Linked DNA regions of Homo sapiens: region 1 is linked to region 2. The links are chromatin loops, found by intact Hi-C in ENCODE. Cell type or tissue: PC-3. All regions are shown on one strand. Links, peaks and the distances in the headings refer to the core of each region. The heading gives the core; the rest is flanking DNA. Region 1 has its middle 20 kb from the start of ARL4A. Region 2 has its middle 140 kb from the start of ARL4A.

Region 1 (8,982 bases), core at 638-8,637, 120 kb after region 2:
TGCTAATTATCTACATTACACAAGAGTCATGAGCATTACAGAGGCAAGTCTAGCCTGCTATGCTTTATTACTGCTATAATTACTGCTGTCGTTTTCTCAAGTACTTTCAGTAAATGCTTGTCAAATGACAACTTTAGCTGGAAAATTAATCATTATTTTAAAATCAATTGTTATTGTGAGCCTTAATATTTCTATCACTAAATGCAAAATAATACTTATTACCTTTTTTCCTGAGACTGTGTAATAAGGGTAGTATTATAATTTGCTGAATTTTATGCTTGATAGTATCATTGTGAAAATATTTTTCTTACTAATAACAATCCAGAACGGAAACACTCAGAAGAGTATTTTCCTTTAACAACTTTGAAAACAAATTTTCAAAAATTTTTATCTACTCACACGACATTTACCTTTTTTATCAGTTGTGAGTGAAACCAACAGGAATAAAATGAAGGCCTTAAAAGAATGAACAGGCCGGGTGCGGTGGCTCACGCCTGTAATCCCAGCACTTTGGGAAGCCGAGACGGGCAGATCACGAGGTCAGGAGATTGAGACCATCCTGGCTAACACGGTGAAACCCCATCTCTACTAAAAAATATACAAAAAAATTAGCCGGGCGTGGCGGCGGGTGCCTGTAGTCCCAGCTACTCGGGAGGCTGAGGCGGGAGCATGGCGTGAACCCGTGAGGCGGAGCTTGCAGTGAGCCGAGATCGCGCGGCTGCACTCCCGCCTGGGCCACAGAGCGAGACTCCGCCTCCAAAAAAAAAAATTAGCCGGGCGTGATGGCGGGCGCCTGTAGTCCCAGCTACTCGTGAGGCTGAGGCAGGAGAATGGCGTGAACCCGGGAGGCGGAGCTTGCAGTGAGCCGAGATCGCGCCACTGCACTCCAGCCTGGGTGACAGAGCGAGACTCTGTCTCAAAAAAAAAAAAAAAAAAAGAGAATGAACAAGGTGGTTGTGCTTGACTTGGTGACTCTCTGGTTTTAAAAGTAGCAGTGAAGAAACCATCTAGATTCAAAGTAAGTAATGATGAGTAATTCTACCTACACTAAGATAGGAGTCCAAGACGTTGACTGAGGCAGAATTTCTAGATACATAGAAACGAGCAGAAACCTAGAGACAAAGGGACTGCCAAGCTGAAGTCGTTCGTGTGGCTATTCAAACATTTTGAGTTTACATGAATTGCCTATGAACTCTGTGAACTTCTAAGCCATAAGAAAAGTGTCGGCCGGGCCGGGTGACTGACGTCTGTAATCCCAGCACTGTGGGAGGCCGAGGCAGGTGGATCACCTGCGGTCAGGAGTTCTAGACCAGCCTGGCCAACATGGCAAAAACCAGCCTCTACTAAAAATACAAAAATTAGCTGGGCGTGGTGGCTGTAATCCCAGCTACTTGGAAGGCTGAGGCAGGAGAATTGCTTGAACCCGGGAGGCAGAGGTTGCAGTGAGCCGGGATCATACCACGGTACTCCAGCCTGGGCGACAAGAGCGAAACTCTGTCTCAAAAAAAAAAAAAAAAAGAAAAGAAAAGTGTTACTGTGCTGTGTCCAAGATATAATCATAATGAGCCCTTCATGCAAACTGCATCCTGTTACAACCAGCTTTCAATAGGCCTGAAATGCTTGTCAAGATGTGACCCATTATCCATGTCCCATATCAAATATACACAGATGATTTCAGTAGTAATACTACTACTTAGTTTAAGAAGTATTTTTATATTATAAAATATATAATTGGGGTAGTGGTATGTTTTAATATTTAAATAATTGTCCATTTCTATAAGGCATAGAGAAATGTAGCTTTAGTGGATTTTGTATTACATGACTATTCCCTTTTTTATCATCTCAAAGCATATTTTTTCTTTCTAAATTGATTTTCTTTGAAAATTGAACATATCAAGTTTTAGAAGGCCAGTACTGAGAAGGCATAATGGCTTCCTGAGCTAGAATCTGAGACTCAGTTATTACAACAGAGAATCTATTTATCTCTCTGATGATTTAGGGCAGAAAACAGGTTGAGAATCAGTAGTCTGGATTTATTTATTCTATTTGCACAATGTAATACTGAACCAATTTCTCCAAGTGCCTAACTTCCTTTCTTGGAAGTTATGGAGCAATAACTTTTAATTGGAGAGTGATAAAACCAACCCACATTCCACATTGTTGAGATGCTTAACTAATAAGCATGTTTTAAAGGCACTTACACAATGGAGAGCCCTTTAACCAAAAAAATAAAAATTGATTTGCCTACTAAGTCCATTAACTGTACATAATGACACAATTTATTTGCACAAGAATTTTAGAATATTGGCAGTATTGGGTAATATAAAGATTTTGAATAGTGGCTTTAAAAGCCACCAAAAAATACAGTACTAAAAAAATTATATGGTATTAAATATAATAAAATTCCGTTCCATTGCAAAGTCAGAGGTTATATGCAAAATATGCGAAAGGCTCCCAACCTGAGGGCTGGAAAAAAACAGGGCACCAGGCCTATAAGGAATAGTTGTGTTTCCTGTTGCTCAGTAACTGTCCTGACCATGAAGAGAGATTTCACTGTGTCTAATTTTTTCTGGTCCTCTATAGGATGACTAAAGCAGAAGAAAAGAGTTAAGAAAAAGCCAGAATTCAGAAGACCAACTAGAAATTAACCTTTAGCATGTGGATCATTACTCTTAATGAAGAGAAATCATTCTGCTGCTTATGCAAAATCTATTGGTCTCTTCTGTGTTATAGTGTAGCTCAGTTTCTTCCTGAAACTCTTTGTATTCCTCTACGATAACTCTTCTACTATTATAGGAATTATTAATATTTTAACCTGTCTGCTTGTTTTATCATATCTGAACTCTGCAGACTTTGTCTCATTCACCTTTGTATGCCTAATGCTTGTTAATGTGTGAATATATAAAGACAAAATATTAGGATGTATTTTCAAGATTTTTTTTTTTTTTTGACACAGTCTTGCTGTGTTGCCAAGGCTGGAGTGCAGTGGCACGATTTCGGCTCACAGCAGCCTCTGCCTCCTGGGTTCAAGCAGTTCTCGTGGCTTACCCTCCTGAATAGCTGAGATTACAGGCGTGTGCCAACATGCCCGGCTAATTTTTGTATTTTTAGTAGAGACAGGGTTTTACCATGTTGGCCAGGCTGGTCTCGAGCTTCTGACCTCAAGTGATCCACCCGCCTTGGCCTCCCAAAGTGCTAGGATTATAGGCGTGAGCCACCATGCCCGGCCTATTTTCATGATCTTAAAAAACTAAGAATAAACTCGATTCCCAGAACCTTACTTCTATACATATAAAACATGCAAAAATCTACCTTTAAATTTTAATTTAGATTTCAAAATGTGTTATTCTCTTTCTTTCTTCCTCCTCTTTCATTCCACCCTTTACTTTGTCCTTTACTTACTATTCGTTGAAAAAGCAATTAGGTAGGAAGTCAGTCTAGCAAGCTTGGTAGATTAACTACATATGGGGGGATTGAGCAATTAATACAGTAAGATAATGGAAGCCGTCATCATCTTACTGTCAGAGAAGGAATATATGAATATGACAAGGAATAAAACTATAATAAAGTCTGTGGTGACAGGAAATAGGAATTGGAGGTGTTGGTGTGTACTCATAAATAAGTATATTTGTGTATATATAAATATATAGGTAGGTAGATACACATACACACACATGCACACATACAAATATGTGAGGGAGAGAAAAAGAGAGGAGGAAATAGAGCAATAGCAATATGCATGTATAGAAATTATTTTTCCACTGAGGAAGGCCTAGAAGGAGCAGTATCCTTTTAGCATATCAAGTACTCAGATCTTGATTTCTAAATGCCACTCTACTGAAAGAAACAGGGCTTCTTGGAGGAATGGCTGATCTCAGGACTGGGACAAGGAAAGAACAAATGAACATAAATCATCTGATTGTGCCAGGAAGTAATGAAGTGCTGAAAGAATAATGAGAACATGTCAAAAGTACACAGAAGCCAACCTGGAAAAGGGCTTACTCCTACTGGTCAAATCTATTTTTATTTATTTATTTTTATTTTTATTTTTTTTGAGCATCAAAAGAAATGATGATAGTACTGAATTATAGTACATTGAATAAAATAGGAATTCATGAGTCCTCTATGATAAAGATAAATAAATGGGGAGTTTAATACTAAATAATGTAGAAGGAGTGAAAGCATTAGAAAATCAACATTTTTCAACCAATATAGCAATAATCAGGCAAGACATAGCAATGAATGCTAAAACTAATGGGTAAAAGTAGGTGGAGGAACAGAATTTTACAGTCTCAAAATTTCTCCCCACAAAGTAATTACTCATTCCAAAATGTATAAAAACATTGTACCTTTACAATAGAGAAGCCTCACAGAAGCCACCTTATTTAAACGATCAAAGTTAACATCACTAGTAATGGGAAACATTGACACCATGTGCCACATGATAGGATGCAAGGAAAGTAGCAAAGCGTCACTTCTGTGAAATTTTGTCAAAAAAATGCATTACCTGAAAATAATTACGAGGAAACATTAGATAAACCCAAATTCAGGGACAGTTTCCAAAACAACTGACTTATAATTTTCAAATATGACATGGCCATGAAAGGAAAGAGGAAGAAACTGTTCCAATATGAGACAACCAGATACCATACTAATTCTGGACTACATCCCTTTACCATAAAGGACATTATTAAAACAACTGGCCAACCCTGGATGAGGTCTCTGCATGAAGGGTATACATACCTTTTTTTGTATGATTCTTTCAACTTTTCTTCAATTTTCAAATTGTTCCAAAATTGAAAGTGGAAAAAAAAAATGTTTAAAGTGCCAGTCCTTGACTCTGACTTGGATGATTAAATATCCTAATAGTCAATTTCATATAAAAAATAACTTGATACATTTGTATAACCAAGTTCAAACATTGTGAACATTGTGAACACACAGTAAGTGGTGACTCACAAAATGCCTCACCAGTGAATTACCAGTAACATTAGCAGTAGTACTTAACATTCATGTAGCACCCACATTATTGTACATAATACAGCAAAGTAATGGCTCCCTCAAGGAGCTGCTTTTCTAAGAAACAAAAGCTAGTGTGTGTGTGTGTGTGTGTGTGTGTGTGTGTATCCAAATACAATGTTTTCAAAGAAATGTAGACCATGGGTCAGATGTCACAAAGACAGTTGACTCAGACTATTCCTCTCCCTTTTATTTCAGGTTTAAGGAGGCACAAATCCAGGTGTTCCCACATTACCAAATTACTACTCTGTAGTTTGAAAGGAATGACAATGACATCCTGTTTCTGGTCATGGCTAATTTAGTATACACTGCACCTGTAAAACTCCAGGCCATCAACATTTCAGGAAGGCTATGTAATCAAAGTGGTGACACTTACTACTGAGAATTATTGGTGACTTCCAGAGTACAGCACAAGCCCTCTCTCCACCTGACTTTCAATTACAACAGAGGGTCAGAAGAGTCCAATAAAGGCAGAACCTGAAGATGTCTGTGGCTGCCTGCTGCTCCTCCTGCAAATCAGAGCTCCCTGAACATTCCTCTGTGTAGCCAAGAGGCAAAATTTTAGCTCTGCCTCCTGAAAAATCTCTTTGATCCTCCCACATTTACTTACGACAAAATCCACCCTTCCCTCTTCCAACAGAGTTTTAACATTTGCTTATCCATTTCTATCAATTATTACGCAGACCACAGACTGCCATATACAGAATTGGTATAGATACGAAAAATATCATATGCGGAGTGAGCGTTAGCTCATTCAAACTTCTGAAGAATTACTGAAAATGACATTACTTGACAGAATGTCAGAAATTTCATATGTGTTCTGTACAAACCTCAGACAAAATTTTATTGGTAATCTAATAATAAGAATAATATTGGATGATTACTAAGGGTAGGGCAAGATTCTAACTACTTAACATGTATTGATTCTTGTAATCCTCATGACAACTCTAAAGGGGTATATTATTGTTATCCATTTAATAGTTGAGAATAGCATGGCTCAGAGAGGCTAAATAACCTGTCCAAAGTTATATAGCTGATAAATGGCAAAACCAGCATTTTTACCCAGGCAGCCTGGTTCCAGAACCCAAGTCTTAATAATATCACACTTTCTCTCTCTTCGAGAGCTCTTACATGTCATCCCATCACACTTTTAGTCTAACTTTTTCTATTCTATCCATCGGATCTGAAATCACAGCATTTCAAATTTAAGAAATTAAAAATAATCATTCCAAGATACATAAGTGATTCATTATATTCCAAAATATGTTAGCTAGATAAAAATGATATCAAGAAGGCTGGGCACAGTGACTCATGCCTGTAATCCCAGCATGTTGGGAGGCCGAGGTGGGAAGATTGCTTAAGTCCAGGAGCTTGAGACTAACCTGGACAACAGTGAGACTCTCGTCTCTACAAAAAATACAAAATTAGCCAGGCACGGTGGTGTGGGCCTGTAGTCCCAGCTGCTCAGGAAGCTGAGGCAGAAGGATCACTTGAGCCCAGGAGTTCAAGGCTGCAGTGAGTGGTGATCATGCCAATGCACTCCAGCCTGGGTGACACAGCAAGACCCTGTCTCAAAACAAAACAAAACAAAATTAAAAATTTTTTAAAAATCACCTGCAAATCATATCAAGAATTTAAAGTATACCTGAAATGGAAATTGACAATTTAATCTGATAAGTATAAATGGCAGATACTGAGGCTTAGATTAATGGGAAGAATATCAATAGCAATTTTATTCAAAACAAAAAACCCACCAAAGGCTCTGCTTCTCCTCACTCCCAATCCATGTCCATGCTTGTAGGGATACATGTATCTTAGTCTCTGGAGAAATCACTGCTTGAAATACTCAATGTTTCTAAAAACACTCAGAAATGATAACTATTGTAGTACCTAGTAAAGATTAAATTAAAGACTCTGTATACAACCACTATGGAAAACAGTTTGGATGTTCCCCAAACTAAAAATAGAACTACCATATGATCTAGCAATCCCACTGCTAGGGATATCAACATATTGAAGGAAATCAGTATATCGAAGGCATATCTGCACTCCCATGTTTGTTGCTGCACTGTTTACAAGAGCAAAAATTTGGAAGCAGTCTAAGTGTACATCAACAGATAAATGGATAAAGAAAATGTGTACATATACAAAATGGAGTACTAGTCAGCTATAAAAAAGAATGAGATTGGCCGGGTGTAGTGGTTCACACCTGTAATCCCAGCACTTTGGGAGGCCGAGGTGGGCAGATCACCTGAGGTCAGGAGTTCGAGACCAGTATGACCAAGATAGTGAAACCCTGTCTCTACTAAAAATACAAAAATTAGCCAGGCATGGTGACGGGCGCCTGTAATCCCAGCTACTTGGGAGGCTGAGGCAGGAGAATTGCTTGTACCCAAGAGGCGGAGGTTGCAGTGAGCCAAAATTGTGCCATTGCACTCCAGCCTGGGTGACAACAGTGGGAAAAAAAAAAAAAAAGAGATTTTGTCATTTGCAACAACATGGATGGAATTGGAAGTCATGTTAAATGAAATAAGTCAGACACAGAAAGACAAACTTCACATGTCTGCACTTATTTGTGGGAGCTAAAAATCAAAACAATTGAACCCATGGAGCTAGAGAGTAGAAGGATGGTTACCAAAGGATGAGAAGGGTAGTGGAGGGGTGGAGAGGAACTGGAGATGGTTAATGGGTACAAAATAAAAATAGATACAAAGAATGAATAAGACCTAGTATTCGATAGCACAACAGGGTCACTATAGTAAATAATAACTTAATTGTACATTTTAAAATAGCTAAAAGAGTATAATTGGATTGTTTGTAACACAGGGGATAAATGCTTAAGGGTATAGATATCCTATTTTCCATGATGTGATGATTATAATGCACTACATGGCTGTATCAGGGCATCTCACGTACTCCCATTAGTATATACACCTACTATGTACCCACAACAGTTTTTTAAAAAAAGAATCTGAAGTTTGGAAAAAAAAGCCTCTGATCTTTTAAAAATATATATTGATCAATGAATAAGGAATTACAAAGCACTAAATTATACCTTATACCCTCTTTTAAAAATAATATGATTACATATATGAAATCAATGTAAATGTTTATGTATAAATAGAAAGTATACATATTCTAGAATTTCATATTCTAGAATAGTATAAATAATGATACAGGCTAGTGTCAAACGTCTCTGAAAAGATAGTTGGAAACAAAACTGAAATGAATGTAGTAGCTAGGGATCAGCTGTGCTTTACTTCATGTTCTTTGTTTGGAAAGAAATTAGTTCTTTCTGGAACCTTGGTCTATATTGAGTCATGCTGGGGCTTTTCTTGGCTCAAGGCTTCACTTTTTATTATTATCTGTTAGCAACCACATCTGGAAAGATTGCCTTTTTTTTCACCCCTAACATGGTAGCTTTTCATAGTTTCCTCATGCGTTACAGATCTATTATAGAAGAATGATGGAACTAATATATAGGTGAAAGAAAGAATATGCACTTTCTCATGCTGTTTTGGCTAAATATCTCTATAGTCTTATTTACCCATATCCAGGACTTTTTTTTTTTTTTTTTTTTTTTTTTTGGAGACAGTGTCTTGTTGTATGGCCCAGGCTGGAGTGCAGTGGCACAATGGCACAACCTTGGCTCATTGTAACCTCCGCCTCCAGAACTCAAGCAATTCTCCTGCCTCAGCCTCCCAGCTAATTTTTATATTTTTAGTAGAGATGGAGTTTCGCCATGTTGGCCAGGCTGGTCTGAAACTCCTGACCCCAGGTGACCCACTCGCCTCAGCCTCCCAAATTGCTGGGATTACAGGCGTGTGCCACCACGCCCAGCCCAGGACTTTTTATTTATGGGATTTTAAATCCCTGAATCTCTAATTGAAAAAAAGAAAATACAAAAAAAAAAAAAAAAAAAAAAAAAAACTCAGATGTTCACAGAGAAGGGTTTCCTCCTGG
Region 2 (8,982 bases), core at 351-8,350:
GCACACAAAATTTTAAGAATAAAATGTGAAAGGATTAATTTTTTCAATGTACTAAGTCCATTTGCACTATATTTTAAATATATTTGACTTGATGTCTTCAATTTCCAGTATACGTGTTTTGATAAATAAATGCTGACTAGTATATTTGTGTACTTTCCATATTTGGAGAATTTCTCTTGTGCATTCCTCACCTCATTCAGATGTTGTTTATCACTGTCTTGGGTAGTTGAGTCTATGGTTCTTTCATACAGTAATACTTTCTTTACTTTATGTGTGTATGGAAAACTTTTAAAAATCACGTTGCTAGTGCACGGGCCAAAACAACTTGGGAAATTGACAGTTTTATTATTATTCATGACTCTCTTTTTTCCTAAGGTTCTCCTCACTGCCTTGAGATTTTGTTCTTGTGATAGATTAACCAATGCTAATATGTTAACCCTTAGAGATGATTTCTGTGAAATAATAGAGGTTTCTGGAGATTGAAAGGATAGACTCCAAAACTGGGAATTCAAACTCTGTGAAGTTTGGGATAGATGGTTGGTTCTTTGTAGTGTCAAAAACTCAAATTTTGTTCTGGGTTCCACTCCCCCACCCCTCCCCACCACAAAAAAAAAAAAAAAAATTTAGAAAAGCAGAATAATAAAATTAAGAAAATTTTTTTGTGCTACCTTTACAAATCACCAATCCATTTATTTTCCCCCAAATAAATTCAACAATATTAACTAGGTACCTGTTAAAGACTTATCTTCTTACTAGAGATGCAAATAAAAAGATGACTAAGATACAGACCTGCTCTCAAGAAAGTCCCAGAGAAAGCCATGGAGCCATCATTGCAATAGTGTTGCGAATTCTCTATTAGGTATGTGAACATGGAAAAGTAAAGAAACAAACAAGTAGAGGCTAAAATCTTCCACGTGGAGGCAGAATTTTAAATCATTGGCATTAAGAAATAAGTTTTAAAGGATTAAGAGATATGTCACGGTGACAGGAGTTTTTGGTGTGGAGAAAACATCAGGTGTTACGACTAAGAGGGGTACTGACGCATGGCTCACGAGTGGAACTGTGAGTAGTTTAGAATGGCAGGGGCTTCAGTTGACAGAGACCAAATCATGAAGGGCCTTAGATTCCATGCCAAGAGTTTGAAATTATCCTCTGAGCAATTGCATGATGGTGATATGGTTTAGATATGTCTCCCCACTCAAATCTCATGTTGAAATGTAATCCCTAATGTTGCAGGTGGGGCCTGGTGGGAGATGTCTGGGTCATGGGAATGAATCCCTCAAGGATTGGTGTTGGCCTTGTAATAGTGAGTGACTTCTTGTGAGATATGATGGCTTAAAAGTGTGCCACCCTCCCTCTCCCCTCTTGATCCCAGTCTCACCTTGTGATACATCAGCTCCTCCTTCGCCTTCTGCCATGATTAGTTTCCTGAGGCCTCCCCAGAAGCCAAGCAGGTCCCAGCACAGCCTATAGGCTTCCTACAAAGCCTGCAGAGCTGTGAGCCAATTAAACGTCTTTTCTTTATAAGTTACCAAGCTTCAGGTATTCCTTTATAGCAACACAAGAACAGCCTAACACAGGTGGCTAATTACACGTCACTGTTTTTCTGGAAAATCTTTGGTAATGCAAACGGGAAGACAGCAAAATATTTTAACCAAGAAGCAATGTAATCAGTTTCACATTTTGAAGAGTAATGCTGGTGATGGTGAGTGGAATTTCATTATTTTATTAACTAAAAACAAAGTGTGTGTGTGTGTGTGCATGTGTGTGCACATTTAGTATCTATAATACTATGGGTCAGGCACTGGGATGCATTACAGTTACAAACATAAAAAAAAAATGCGAACCTTAACCCCATGGAGACAGTTAAAGTAGTTACAATGTACATTAATTGGAAGGGAAATTAGGTAAAAGATTACTGGAAAACCCCACCAAGAAATATTGGAAGCAGAAATGACAGACTAGCTATGAGATAGATTACAGAGATATTGGCAAGACCTAATATATTATAACAATTGAATGTGTGATGGGGTAGCTTAAGAGTGAAAAAGAAATCTAGGATGATGCTAAAGTTTCTATCTTGGAAACAGCAGAAAAATAGCATTAGGCGTGGAAGAAGGAAGAACAATTTGGGAGAAATGGCATGGATTTCAGTCCTGGGCAAGCAGGGGTTGAGGTGTTTGTGAGACATGCAGATGGAAAAGTCCAGGATGCAAGAAATATGACACAGAAACTCTGTATCGATGTATTAGCCTGAGACACAGATTTGAGACTCCTCAGCCTCTTGATGGAAGTAGAAAAGGCATCAAAATATTAACAGTAATTGCCTATAGAAGGTAAAGCTTTTGATAAGTTCTTTTTAATCTTTTCTATTTTTCAAATTTCTATATATTCCTTTTATAACAATTTTTTAATTTTTTATTTTTAAAAGACAAATTAAAAAATATAATTTAGCTCAGTGTGACTATATAAACTTTTAAGACAAACTATGTGAGCCTACTCTCCAAATGCGAGATTAAGCAATTCACTTAAAAGAGCTAAACTATATTATATACAGATCCAGCCCCTTCACATAGATTATTTCATTTAAATCTTAAAACAAATGAATACCTGCTGATTGATGTATTGAACTGGAAAGGTTTTCTTTTAATAACCTACTTATTATGTATACTATTCATCTAACTCTTCCTCTGCACTATTTCAGCCCCTGCAAATTATATGCCTTAGGTATACTCACTGATTGTATGCATACACTTAGCTCTGATTTACACATGACAATCCTATTCCACTGGGCAATAATCTAGTATATTTAACATAAGTGTGCTCTCATTATACCTTTGAGCATTGTGTCTTCAGGCATCATAAAGATATGCTATGACATTGTGGTTTCTTTATTTTTTATTTTTCTTTTCTGAGATGGAGGCTTGCTCTGTCACCCAGGCTGGAGTGCCGTGGCGCAATCTCAGCTCACTGCAACCTCTGAGATTCTCCCGCCTCAGCCTCCTAAGTAGCTGGGATTACAGGTGAGCATCAACACATCCGGCTAATTTTTGTATTTTTAGAATAGACAGTGTTTCACCATGTTTGCCAGGCTGTTCTTCAACTCCTGGCCTCAAGTGATCCACCCACCTTGGCTCCCCAAAGTTCTGGTATTACAAGTGTGAGTCAGACGTTGTTGTTAAGTGCAGAAAAAATTCTTCCATGTCAAATGATAACCAACACTTACGAAGCACTTGCTGTGTCAGGCACCATTGTAAGCACTCTACAGATAATAGCTCAGCTATTCATGACAATGGCCTGAGAAGGTATTATTATTATCGTCCCCATTTTATAGATGGAGAAACTAAGGCATTAAGTAACTTCAAGGTCACAGAGCTAGAAAGCAGCAGAGCCAGAAGTAAAACCCAGAGTCAAAGTTAGTTCCTACTGCTGCATTAGGCTGCCTCTCACATAAAGGGTCTTCATCTTTCAACCCTCAGCCTTCCACTTGCAGAACCAGTTGTATTCTTTCCCAGTGACTATTGAAAAGCAATGCTGATAGAATGCCTCCAAGCCATAGAATAAGGGTTGGGAGTGGGCTAGGATTCTGAGTCACTATAAGCTATGGTAGCACAGATTTGAAGTTCTATGTCACATGGATCATTTTTCCCTCTCTATCTAAACCCAGGAACTGAAACCTTGAATGAACTTCCTAGTCCACCTTCCACTCTGGCATGCAGTAAAGCCATGACTAAAATTCACCACTGCCACATATGGAGTATTACAAGAGCAAACAAAACTAAACATGACTGTGGCTGAGAAAAGAAAGATAACAAGGCTGAAAATACACCTCCCAGGAATCCAAATCCCTGCCAATAATTTAATCACCAAAACATAAATAGTGACTGTTAATATTTTACTGTAAGATTGAGGTAGCATCACTTAGAGGAAACAGCAAAGGTTTCGTATATAGACAAACCTGGGGTTCATGCACGTCCTTGACATTTACTTGGTGAGTAACCTCACAGAATACACGTAACCTCCCTGAGTCTGTTTTCCTATTTACAAAAGGAAAATAAAAACTATTTTATAATGTTATTGAGAAAATAAATGAAAGAACCGAAAAACCACAAAATCACTACTTAAACATAAGATATTATCATAATGGCTAAGCAACCAAACTCTATTATTCTCAGTGGCTATGCACATTATCCAATTGGCTACACCATTCAAGCTTGAACTATTGTGTCAAAACATTTTTCTGTATGGAATAAGGCATATTTCATTAGTATCTATTCTATGGTATTTTTATGACCAATACTGTGTCTGTATCTTTATATATTTATATTAGATCTACACTTTATATTCTTATAAAACATTTCTATGTTTTTATTTTGCTTTCTAAAATACCACATTTGAATGATTGACTTCTCTGCTGTATCTCTCCATCAGACTTAGTATCTGGACCTTATTGTCAACACTACCTAATGATATCTCCCTCTGGAAGATGTGCAAAAAGTGGGGATACTGGAAAACAGGGGATACAGGGAAAACGGAATTTTTTTTGTTGCAAAATTCTTCCTAAATGACTTATTACAGAAGTGTTTAAGCAATTTTTTTTCCTAGATATTTATCACTAAGGATCAAGTGTGCTCATGCGTTAGTATGCGTTCTAGGAAACATTATGATTTTAAAGCCTCTCTCCTGAATGACTTTATAAAATTTTATACAATATTACAGAAGCAAATAACAAAGTGACTCTTTGAGTCCTGGAGCCTATCTAGTGATTGCACTGGCCCTGTACTGAAAGTGTCCTCCATTAATGCTTTTAATCTTCAGTGCTGGAGATTTTATTGAATGTTGTAGTAGTCTGTTCTTGGACCACTATAAAGAAATGCCTGAGACTGGATAATTTATAAAGAAAAGAGATTTAACTGGCTTATAGTTTCACAGGCTGTACAGGAAGCATGGCTGGGGAGGCCTCAGGAAACTGACTATCATAGTGGAAAGCAAAGGGGAAACAGGTATATCTTACATGGACAGAACAGGAGGAAGAGGATGAGGGGGAAGGTGCCAAACACTTTTAGACAACCAGATCTCATGACAACTCTATCACGAGAACAGGCCCAAAGGGGGAAATCTGTCACCATGATGCAATCATCTCCCACCAGGCCCCAACCTCAACATTAGATTACAATTTGACATGAGACTTGGGCAGGGACACAAATTCAAACCATATCAAATGTGAACTTGGAACCAAAACTGAGAGTTTTCTGAATTTGGAGATCAGACTTTGGGAATAACTTGATAATAGGAATTTAAAATTTTACATGCATTTTTAAGATCCACTTGATGGCAGATTCCCTCTTTGTACTGCAAATCTTTTGTGAGAAGAGGGGGCATTCAAATTTTTTAAATGGTAAGTTTATAGAAGTTTTACACTAGAAATAGAGTCTATTACTTTAATTTAATGTAAATTAAGTAATTTACATTACTTTTAATGGCAAAAGCTGCAATTACTTTTGCACCAACCAATACAATTTATAGAATGTCATTCTATTTTTTTGTTTTGTTTAAGGAAGAAGAAAATTGTTGTGATTGCAATTATCAGGCTTTTCTTTCTTCTGAAGAAAATAGTTTTTTACGTCAAAGGCCTAATATGCTGAAACAGATTTACTTTATTGTTTCAGAGAAGACTACTTTTCAGGTAAAATTTAAATACAAGTAACCTAACCTAATGAAAAATTATCACAAGCTGACCTCTTTTGCAGAGCTTTTGAGATTTCATAAATAAGCACCACACAGAGACTAAAAAGGTATAGAAGGAAACAAAGTAAGTTTGAGATAATAGCTACCTTGAAAAGGAAAGAGAATATTTCCAGAGATTGTGGTTGAACTTTTTCTGCAATTAAGAAACTTTGTAGTTATTTTTTTATTTTAGATTTGGGGGTACATGTGAAGATTTGTTACATAAGTAAACTCGTGTTATTGGGGTTTGTTGTACATATTATTTTATCACACAAGTATTAATAGTTATCCCAATAGTTATCTTTTCTGCTCCTCTCCCTCCCTCCACCCTCCCTCCTCTAGTAGACTCAATGTCTGCTGTTTCCTTCTTTGTGTTCGTAAGTTCTTATCATTTAGCTCCTACTTATAAGTGAGAACATTAGGCATTTGGTTTTCTGTTCCTGTGTTAGTTTGCTAAGGATAATAGCCTCCAGCTCCATCCATGTTCCCACAGAATACATGATCTGTTCTTTTTTTTTGGCTGCATAGTATTCCATGGTGTATATGTACATTTTCTTCATCTAATCTGTCATTGATGGGCATTGAGGTTGATTCCATGTCTTTACTATTGAGAATAGTGCTGCAATGAACATTCACGTGCATGTGCCTTTATGGCAGAATAATTTATATTCCTCTGGGTATATACCCAGTAATGGGATTGCTGGGTTGAATGGTAGTTCTGCTTTTAGCTCTTTGAGGAATCACCATATTGCTTTCCAAGATGGTTAAACTAATTCACACTGCCAACAACAGTGCATAAGTGTCCCCTTTTCTCTGCAACCTCATCAGCATCTGCTAGTTTTTGACTTTTTAATAGTAGCCATCCATTCTGACTGGTGTGAGATAGTATCTCATTGTAGTTTTGATTTGCATTTCTCTAATGATCAATGATCATTGAGAAAAATGAGCTTTTTTTCATGTTTGTTTGCCACATGTATGTCTTCTTTTGAGAAATTTCTGTTCATGTTATTTGCTCACTTTTTAATTGAGTTTTTTTGTTTGTTTGTTTGTTTTACTCTTGTAAATTTAAGTTCCTTATAGATGCTGGATATTAGACCTATGTCAGATGCATAGTTTGCAAATATTTACTCCCATTCTGTAGGTTGTTTGCTTACTCTGTTGATAGTTTCTTTTGCTGTGCAGAAGCTCTTGTTTAATTAGATAACATTTGTCAATTTTTGCTTTTGTTGCAATTGCTCTTGGGGTCATTGTCATGAAATCTTTGCCCGTTCCTATGTCCAGGATGGTATTGCCTAGGTAGTCTCCCAGAATTTTTATAATTTGGGGTTTTATATTTAAATCTTTAGTCCGTCTTCAGTCAATTTTTGTGTATGGAGTAAGGTAGGGGTCCAGCTTCAATCTGCTGCATATGGCTAGCCAGTTAACCCAGCACCATTTATTGAATACAGAATCTTTTCCCTATTGATTGTTTTTGTCAGTTTTGTCAAAGATCAGATGGTTGTAGATATGTAGCCTTATTTCTGGGCTCTCTATTCTGTTCCATCAGTCCACGTGCCTGTTTTTGTACCAGTACCATGCTGTTTTAGTTACTGTAGACTTGTAGTATAGTTAGAAGTCAGGTAATGTGATGCCTTTTTGCTCTTTTTGTTTAAGATGGCCTTGGCTATTCAGGCTCTTTTTTAGTTCCATATAAATATTAGTATAGTTTTTTTTTCTAGTTCTGTGAAGAATGTCATTGGTAGTTTGATAAGAATAGCATTGATTCTGTAAGTTGCTTTGGGCAGTATACCTCTTTTAATGATATTGATTCTTCCTGTCCATGAGCATGAGATGTTTTTCCATTTGTTTGTGACTTCTCTGATTTCTTTTTGAGCAACGTTTTGTAACTCTCATTGCAGAAATATTTCATTTCCATAGTTAGCTGTATTCCTAGGTATTTTATTCTTTTTGTGGCAACCGTGAATGAGATTGCCTTTCTGATATGGCTCTTGGTTTGTCTGTTGGTAGTGTACAGGAATGCTAGTAATTTTTGTAAATTGATTGTGTATCCTGCAACTTGGCTGAAGTTATTTATCAGCTGGAGGAGCTTTTGGGCCGACACTATGGGGTATTCCAGATATAGAATTATGTCATCTGCAGGCAGAGATCATTTGACTTCCTCTCTTACTATTTGAATGCCCTTTAATTTTTTATTTTACCTGATTGCTCTGGCTAGGACTTCCAATACTTTGTTGAATAGAAGTTGGTGAGAGGGAGCATCCTTGTCTTGTGTACGTTTTCAAGAAGAATGCTTTCAGCTTTTGCCCATTCTGTATAATATAGGCTGTGGATTTGTCATAGATGGCTCATTATTTTGAGGTATGTTCCTTCAATACCTAGTTTACTGAGAATTTTTAACATGAAGGGTGTTGAATTTTGTCAAAAACCTTTTCTGCATCTATTGAGATAGTCATGTGGTTTTTGTCTTTAGTTCTGTTTATGTGATGAATCACATTTATTGATGTTCATATGTTGAACTGACCTTGCATCCCAGGGATGAAGCATACTTGATCATGACGGATTAGCTTTTTGAGGTACTGCTGGGTTTGGTTTTCCATATTTTGTTGAGGATTTTTGCTTCGATGTTCATTAAGGAATTGGCCTGAAATCTCCTTTTTTAAAATTTTGTTTCTGGCAGGTTTTGATGATGCTGATCTCATAGAATGACTTGGGGAGGAGTCCCTCCTCAATTTTTTGACTAGTTTTTGTAGGAATCGTACCAGTGCCTCTTTGTACATCTGGTGGAATTCAGCTGTGAATCCATCAGGTCCCAGGTTTTTTTTGATTGTTAGGTTATTTATTACTGATTCAGTTTTGGAACTCGTTATTGATCTGTTCAGGGAATCAATTTCTTCCTGGCTTAGTCCTGGAATGGTGTATGTGTCTAAGATTTTATCCATCTCTTCTAGGTATTTTAATTTGTGTGCATAGAAGTTTTCATAGTAGTTTCTGATTATTGTTTTCATTTCTGCAAGGTCACTAGTAACATTACCTTCATCAAGAAATTTTGTTTATATTAATTCAGAACCATTTTAAGTACGACTGTAAGGCTTTTGCCTTCAGTAATTAGATAACTCATAATTTCAATTTTTAGCCTTCTTTGCACCTAGTATTTTTGGAAACTACTCGATGTAAAGACCATGTAAAGAAAGCTAATGTTCATGCATATGAATAGCCATATTTTTAATATTGGCACCAAAATAAATGCATATTTTT

What was found. Peaks named below come from ENCODE experiments on the same cell type or tissue, not always from the same donor. Only the 100,000 strongest peaks of a DNase experiment are listed, where the experiment ranks them.
Region 1: it touches region 2 in a loop (5-fold over the local background); 2 of 110 quality-filtered maps call a loop at or near these places.

What each region holds. Positions count from the first base shown.
Region 1 is chr7:12,703,446-12,712,427 of GRCh38, reverse strand. No RefSeq gene overlaps it. Among named protein-coding and RNA genes, the nearest start is that of ARL4A, 20 kb to the right of the region's middle. In PC-3, for the core only: no CTCF peak of the experiment used is centred there; DNase peaks (open chromatin) are centred at 2,137, 5,057 and 6,357; H3K4me3 peaks cover 1,351 bases; H3K27ac peaks cover 4,038 bases.
Region 2 is chr7:12,822,379-12,831,360 of GRCh38, reverse strand. No RefSeq gene overlaps it. Among named protein-coding and RNA genes, the nearest start is that of ARL4A, 140 kb to the right of the region's middle. In PC-3, for the core only: no CTCF peak of the experiment used is centred there; a DNase peak (open chromatin) is centred at 3,810; H3K27ac peaks cover 843 bases.